3 separate regions of the Mus musculus genome follow, and all the other regions are linked to region 1. Evidence: chromatin loops called from intact Hi-C (ENCODE). Cell type or tissue: gastrocnemius. All regions are shown on one strand.

Region 1 (2,500 bases):
CCTTCCTTCCTTCCTTCCTTCCTTCCTTCCTTCCTCCCTCCCTCCCTTCCTTCCTTCCCTTTTCTTTTCTTTTCTTTTCTTTTCTTTTCTTTTCTTTTCTTTTCTTTTTTCTTTTTTTGGTTTTTCGAGACAGGGTTTCTCTGTATAGCCCTGGCTATCCTGCTATCCTGGACCTCACTTTGTAGACCAGGGTGGCCTCGAACTCAGAAATCTGCCTGCCTCTGCCCCCCCCCCCCCCCCCGAGTGCTGGGATTAAAGGCGTGCGCCACCACTGCCCAACTTGGATCCTTTTCTCAAAAGCTGCATTTGATGCTGACCTAGCTCACAGCACTTGGCCCATACACAGCTACCCCATTTTGTCATGAAGTCTCAGTTTACACGTATGGGATGGAGGTGGGCCTTCAGGAGATATAGGGAACCCAGTGAGGTGTGCTGCACACAGAGACCCCGATAACCCAGATCAGAGCTGCACATGATGGGGGCTTTCAGAGTAACCAACCCAGGACTAGGGATCTATCCACCCAGCGTTTCTTTCTTTTTTTTTTTCTTTTTCAAGACAGCAGGGTTTCTCTGTGTAGCCCTGGGTGTCCTGGAACTCACTCTGTAGACCAGGCTGGCCTTGAACTCAGAAATCTGCCTGCCTCTGCCTTCCAAGTGCTAAGATTAAAGGCCTGTGCCATCACCGCCCGGCCCACCCAGCCTTTTAACTAGAAAATTGATGATGGTGATCATAGTGATGTTGATGATGGTGATGATAATGATGGTGATGTCATCTGTGCATCCTCATACATTCACACGCCCACAAATAAATAAAAAGTAAAATATAGGGCTGGTGAGATGGCTCAGTGGGTAAGAGCACCCGACTGCTCTTCCGAAGGTCAGGAGTTCAAATCCCAGCAACCACATGGTGGCTCACAACCATCCGTAACAAGATCTGACTCCCTCTTCTGGAGTGTCTGAAGACAGCTACAGTGTACTTACATATAATAAATAAATAAATCTTTAAAAAAAAAAGTAAAATATAATAAGAATAAGAAAGCATCCTCTTTACAACAACTAAAAAGCAACAGAGTACAAAGCCAGCCCTACTCCCTGCATGGCATGGGCGGTTGAGATCATACAAGACTGTTCACATTCCCTGCGTGGTGTAAGCGGTCGAGATCATGTAAGACACATGGGGTTCACTGAGGCAGAGCAGTGTTCTTGGGGAGGAGACCCGAGGACCTTCAGGAACCCTGCCTGAAAAGACTGCCTTGAAGCAGCAGCTTGAATTCTGAGGCCTGAGATTCTGCAGGGAGGTATCTGCTTAACAGCGTCTGAAGTTTGGGGTCCTTACTTGGCCTCTGACCCCATTCCCACCCTGGAGATCTTACAAGAGGTTCTGTCTCTTAGGTGAAGGAGTTCAGCTAGTCTGGAAGCGGCTAGGTTGAACCGTGTAAGCTTGCTCTTGTTCCAGAATGGTTCTTGGATGCCCCCTAGTGGCGACAAGGAACAGTACAAGGGGGTGTGAAGAGACCTTTCAGGATGGCACCTGCTGTGAGCAGTTTCCTCTCCTGCAGATCCTTAGGGGCTTGCGGAGAAAGAAACTCACTCCGCTCCTCCAGTGGGGGGTACTTACTTCTTTACTTTGGGGGTCTGGAATTTTGTGCATCAAATTATTTTTATAGAAAGGATCTTGTGTGCCCTGAAGGTGGAATTGCAATTCCATGCTGGGGTGCTGGAGAGGTGGAGACAGATGAACCCCTGGGATTCACTGGCTAAATTGGCTGAGATACAAACTCATGAGAGACTCTGTCTCAACAACACCCAGAGCTGACCTCTGGCCTGTGTGTGTGTGTGCGCGTGCGCACATAAGTATAGGCCAGTGTGTGTGTGTGTGTGTGTGTGTGTGTGTGTGTGTGTGTGTGTGTACAGGCAAGAGGTGTATCTGTGTACAGGCCAGAGGAATGTGTGTGTTTGTGTGTGTAGATGTATGTGTGTGTAGGCCAGAGGTTGGTAGCTTTTTCAGTCACTTTCTGACTCACTTTGTGAGACAAAGCCTCCTGCTGAGCCTGGAATTTGCTGCGTCACTAGATTAGCTGACCAGCAAGCTGCAGGACTTCTCCTGTCTCTGCCTCTGGGACCTTACATTACAGTCCTGGCATTACAGGTGTGCGTTGCCACGTCAGGCTTCTAGGGATTGAACTCAGGTCCTCATGCTTGTGCAGAAAGCATTTTGCTGATTCAGTCTTCTTCCTGGTACCACCTTCCACCCTCACCAATTTTTAATTAATTTATGAGATCAGGTCTCACTATGTAGGCCTGTTTGGCTTGGAACTCACTATGTAGACCAGGCCGGCCTTGAACTCACAAAGATCCACCGCTTGGGATTAAAGATATGTGTCACCACTCCTGGCCTCCCCCTTTGTAAAAACAAAACAAAACAAAACAAGTCTGTTTTGCTAGCTGTTTTGGTGGCATGGACCTATGATCCCAACTACTTAGAAGACTGAGGGAGTAG
Region 2 (2,500 bases), 280 kb before region 1:
AGTCACCAGAGCACACACTAACTCTGAGGTTCTCTCACCTGCCCTTTTGACAACTATAGTCACACTGTGACATGCCTCTATCTCCTCCTGACATGTGCACCTGCCATCCAGCAATCTGAGAACTATCTAAAGCTCTCATTGTGGATCAAACTTAGACTTTGGCACCAGCAAACCACCAGCAAGTCACAACCACAGTAACATCCCAGTCCCTTTAGAAACTTGTCCTGACAGGGAAGATCGGGGCTCCGGTTGCTTAAAAAAATAAAAGAAATTAAAAAACAAGTTCAAGGTACTTATTAGAAGTTCCTGGTGAATGCTGAAGATTAAACTTGATCTCACAGACCTCAGGGTGAAGCCTGTGTCCCTCCCCTCCCCCAGCATGACCTCTCTCATGAGGGCACTGGGAGGGACTCAGCCCTTTTCACACTCCTCTCAACTGCCAATGGTATGCTATTCCACTTGACACCTATGTGTAGCCTTGAAACCTGCCTCCCCCTCTCTCTCCACTTTACCGTGCAAAGGCTGCTATTGGCTAAACAACGTTTTATTAGAACCTATTTTCATCTTTCCTGAGTATATTTTATTATAAAAGCTATCAATGAAGGAGGAACATCAGTTAGAAAAAGTTCTGCCTACGCAGTTACAGGACAAAACTAGGATGCTTGCATCCTCTGACTACGCCTCCCCGTCTTGTTTAAAAAGATGTCGGTTTTCTAGCACTGGTGGTAATGGTTTTAAGCACCAAACATTAGCTTAGCTTTGGGTGTTTTTAAAGTAAGGTAATCAATCAGCACTCCTTATCAAAACAGCAACAGAAGCCAGGGGTACAGAGGATGGGTGTGAGTTTTCTCTTTTTTAGAAAGCATGTGGGACTTTGAAGCAGAGCTCTGGGTGTCTGCTACACACCAGACTCTGCCCTACTCTCCAGCACAAGCATGGGGGCTGATGCAGACGCAGACGCAGAGACGTGCAAATAATGAACATGTTTACATTTCCCCCAAGGAGTTATCTTCTGCTCTACACGCCAACTCTGAACCTGACCTGGAAAAGGAGGCAGCAGTGGTGCAGACAGCAGCCAATGCCCTTTTCAAATGACATCGTCCTTCTCCCAGGGAGACGGACTTCACTTGTGCAGCACTCAAAAGCAAAGGAGCCAGGGTAAGCCAGGATTGCTATGGAAGGATGCCATGGGCACCTGACTAAGCCAGCTTTCCTGATAAAAGGACAATGTGGGCACATACTTGCATTGGGGAAGTCCGTGTTAAAGTACTGTGGCATTTCGAACAGCAGACTACAAGCACAAAATGCATCTTAAACTATAAATATCAGCCATACTTTCCACCCAGAGGTCAGAATGAAGATAATGAACAAGGCATTTCAATTTCACACACAAAACACACACACACACAGCCACCCCACACACACACACACACCCTGCTCACTTCTCAGCAAACCCCAGATGTGTGGCAAGAGACATCTGCAGTTCCTAGGCCTTATGTCACACCCAGCGCCTCCTCAGAGCATGGCAGCCCCTGCAACCTCTCAAACACTTCTGGGTCCTATATCCCCATAGATAGGGCAGGTATCTCTGGACCTTTGATGAGCCTTCCCAATCCTCATTGACTTCCACAGCAAAACCCAATTCTAAAGATGCTGTAGGTCTTTCAACGTGACCCAAACCACTTTTAAGAAAACAGGAGAGGACACAGTAGCAGCATGTTTTCTAATTCTCTACTACTGCCACCGCGGCGGGCGGGCGGGCGGGCGGCGCTGCTACTACTGCTTGCACATGTCACCGTGTAATACCGGAGGAGCGCACAGGGCTTGCTCCGGCCCAGGGTTCTGTGGGAACACTCCTGCAGAGGACTCTCAAACAAAAGCAGGCTACAAGCGAGGAAAGGAGCCACTCGACAAACCCAAGGGACCCTTAGGAATTCGAGGACAACAGAGTCAGAACATGTGTGGAATCTGCAAGAGCCGAGACAGCTCCTGTGTCCCAGAATCCACATCACCATGATCTCCTGCATCCGCAGACCCCTACGCACTAAGTGTCCTACTGACCTCCAGGGATGGCAACAACAAAAAACACCCAGGGTCCACTTTCAGGCACTGATGACCACTAAACGCCTGCTCCCAGCATGGAGTCCCCAACCGGCTTCCCTGGCAACAGGAAAGCCCATGCCGCCTTCCACAGACTTCATTAGCATGCCCGTGAGTAGTCGGTTCGCCCTCTCTTGACCTCACCTGAGGAAGGAGAGAGAAGGGCCCCTCGGCTATACGGTGGTAGCCCAGAGCATCCGAATGGGACAGCAGAGTTCCCCGAGGGATCTGGGAGCTCCAGGACTGGGACGCCCTCAAAACTGGCAGGTCACCTGGGCAGGGGCCGCCCCTCGGCCTCTCGGGCCACCCGACTAGGGCACGGTCCCAGAATGCAGCCCAGAACTTCCTGGAACGCCAGGGCAGCCTGGTGCACCCGCCCTCGGCCTCCCGCCGCGCGCTG
Region 3 (2,500 bases), 330 kb before region 1:
GCCTCCTGGGTTATACTGCTGTGGCTACCCACCTGGCCCCATCCAAGGCTATTGAAAAAAACTAAATAAAAAAGTGAGTCTATTTCTTGTCTATCTAGCTTCATCTATTAAGGCCAGCCTGCTATACACAGGGTCTGTGTAGCTAGTTCTATGTCCTAAGGGAAGCACTGGGCTTTAGTTCCTCCCCAAGGTCACAGGGTTACAAAGTTACAGTCTGACTCTTTTCTCTACCAAGGAGTCCCACTTCAGGAATAGGCTAGAGCTCTGTACCTCAGAGTGAGTGTTTCTGGGAAAACCTCAAAGACCATGAATCTGCACCACTGTCCTAGCCAGCCATTAGGTTAGAATAGTATTGGAAAAGCAGCCGACTAGGACCAGACCTATCAATGGCTACCATCCTTACAAACGCATCTCTGCCTTCACTTCTGCGAACTGCCACACATGAGCCATGCTCACCTGCAAAACATTTGAAGAACACTAATAGACACTTAGAACTCTGCTAAGAAATGACATCAATTCTAAAAGGCTCAGCACCAGGACAGCCTGGCCACCTCTCCAGTGCAAAACTCTAATGAAACCCCTGGGAGAAAATGCCCCCATGCTTAGCCAGAGGTGTTAGAAGAGAGGATGCCACCCCTACAGTAGCATGACCACACTCTCAGCAAGGTTGCTCACAACAGGTGGAGATGGAAGGAACCTAGGACATGTACCCAAGTGGTCCAAAGACAGGCAGTGAGAAAGGAGCCTCACAGGCTGCAATGGGTCCTCAGATGGGAGAACAGAACCTTCCACACAGGAGGAATGAAGGGGAAGAAATGGGGGGGGGGGGGGTTCAGGGTCTATAAAACAAGCGTCCATAGGGTCAGTAGAGGTCCTGAGCAATCACAGCAAGATGTGGTACAACCTAGACAAGAGTTCCCAGTACTGCCAGGAGAGGGTGCCATCACCCCACAAGAAACACAACACCTAGGTGCCACATTTGGAGGTAGAGCACACCCACAGACAAGTTCCTAGTCAAGCAGAGGTAACAAAGGGCAGGCTGTGCCTATGAGCAACAGGCCCTGGATGTTCAGAGCAATGAACGCTACACTCATTCAGGGTTGGCCACAGCAAGAAGCACTGCCCTTACAGAGAGCAGAGACAGAAGAGGCCAGTGAGGACATACAAAAGGAATGCTAAGCAAGTCCAGGAAGAGAAGGAAAATCAGAAAAGAGAAGGAAAAAAGAGTGATGAGGGTCAGAAAGGAGGTCATGCAAAAAGCTATGAATTTTGTAAACTATGCAAACCAAGGCTTGCAGCACAGTGAGAGCCCAGGGCACAACAGCAGTGATTAACTTACCAAGGCAAGAGAAAGCATGGCACCTCGCCTTTAACCAACCTGCAGGTCAGGACAATGTGATCAGCCACCACTGGATGGCAGCAGCAAGAAGCACGGCTGAGTTGCTGGAGGCTGGCTTCATCTTCCCCCACACCGCTTAAGACACAGGTTCAATTAGCCTAGGGCTGAAAAGCAACATCTCCAGGAGGCCAACCTCACAGGGTCTCAAGTGAGAAGGGAAGCAGAGGTGTGAAGAGAAGACACCATTACATTAGTGAGACCAGGGACATTCACAAACTGTGTACGGATGAAAGTAACCACAACACAGACAAAGCACAACAGCCTTCACAAAGAAGCCAGGAGTGGCTGTGAGCACTGGTTACCCCAGCTCTTAGGAGGTGAAAGACTGAGTTGAAGGCCAGCCATGCAATCAAAAAACTGTAAAGAAACAGGGAATCCTGGCACACACCTTTAATCCCAGCACTCAAGAGGCAGAGGCAGGCGAATGCATCTCTGAGTTCAAGGCCAGCCTGGTCTGCATGATGACTCCCACCAGAGCTACACAGAGAAAACCTGTCTCAAAAACCAAAACAACAAGGACAACAAAAATGAAAATGAATGCAGGGCGGGTCATGGTGGCACAAGCTGGCAATCCCCAAACTTGATAAGGAGGTTTCAGTGAATTTAAGGTCATGCTTAGTCACAAAGCAAGTTCAAGTCCAGTCTGAGCTGCAGGAGCTGCTGTCTCAAACAAACAAAGTTACATGTACAGGTAAAGAAACAGAAGATGATAAAGAAACATGAATGTGTATGCACCGGTGTGTGTGCACTGCCTGTACACATGTGCATGCGAGGCTACAAGTTAATGGCTGCCTTACTTGTGTAGTGAGAATTTTGGTTTCTTTGAAAAAGACAGAAATATTATAGGAATGTTTTCATTTTAATCCCAGGTGTGGGGCTGCTTCAAACTGACCACAGCAACTATGGTTTGCCTTGTGCTCTAGTAAGGGCAGGATTTTGCCAGTTACAGATGGTTTCTACAGTTGTGGGACATTTAGAATTCTGGGAACTTTTCAGAGGGTATATAATGTCAGGGCCGCCAAGAGTTGGTTGTTGTTGTTGGGCTATTGGTTGCTGTTGATTGCTGTTGGTCAGCTTGTTAAGTAGTCGTGTGTAAAGAAC

The links. Peaks named below come from ENCODE experiments on the same cell type or tissue, not always from the same donor. Only the 100,000 strongest peaks of a DNase experiment are listed, where the experiment ranks them.
Region 2: it touches region 1 in a loop (3-fold over the local background); 4 of 42 quality-filtered maps call a loop at or near these places.
Region 3: a loop joins it to region 1, with 3 times the contacts of the local background. A loop is called at or near these places in 17 of 42 quality-filtered maps.

The regions. Positions count from the first base shown.
Region 1 is chr2:180,249,986-180,252,485 of GRCm38, forward strand. No RefSeq gene overlaps it. Among named protein-coding and RNA genes, the nearest start is that of Rps21, 6.1 kb to the right of the region's middle. In gastrocnemius, no CTCF peak of the experiment used is centred here; a DNase peak (open chromatin) is centred at 1,471; H3K27ac peaks cover 440 bases.
Region 2 is chr2:179,972,905-179,975,404 of GRCm38, forward strand. The region is part of intron 1 of Taf4 (TATA-box binding protein associated factor 4); the gene reads right to left. Among named protein-coding and RNA genes, the nearest start is that of Taf4, 2.5 kb to the right of the region's middle. In gastrocnemius, no CTCF peak of the experiment used is centred here; DNase peaks (open chromatin) are centred at 1,160, 1,879 and 2,213; H3K4me3 peaks cover 1,459 bases; H3K27ac peaks cover 2,500 bases.
Region 3 is chr2:179,916,069-179,918,568 of GRCm38, forward strand. The region is part of intron 14 of Taf4 (TATA-box binding protein associated factor 4); the gene reads right to left. Among named protein-coding and RNA genes, the nearest start is that of Taf4, 59 kb to the right of the region's middle. In gastrocnemius, CTCF peaks have their summits at 922 (motif pointing right) and 1,427 (motif pointing right); DNase peaks (open chromatin) are centred at 950 and 1,425.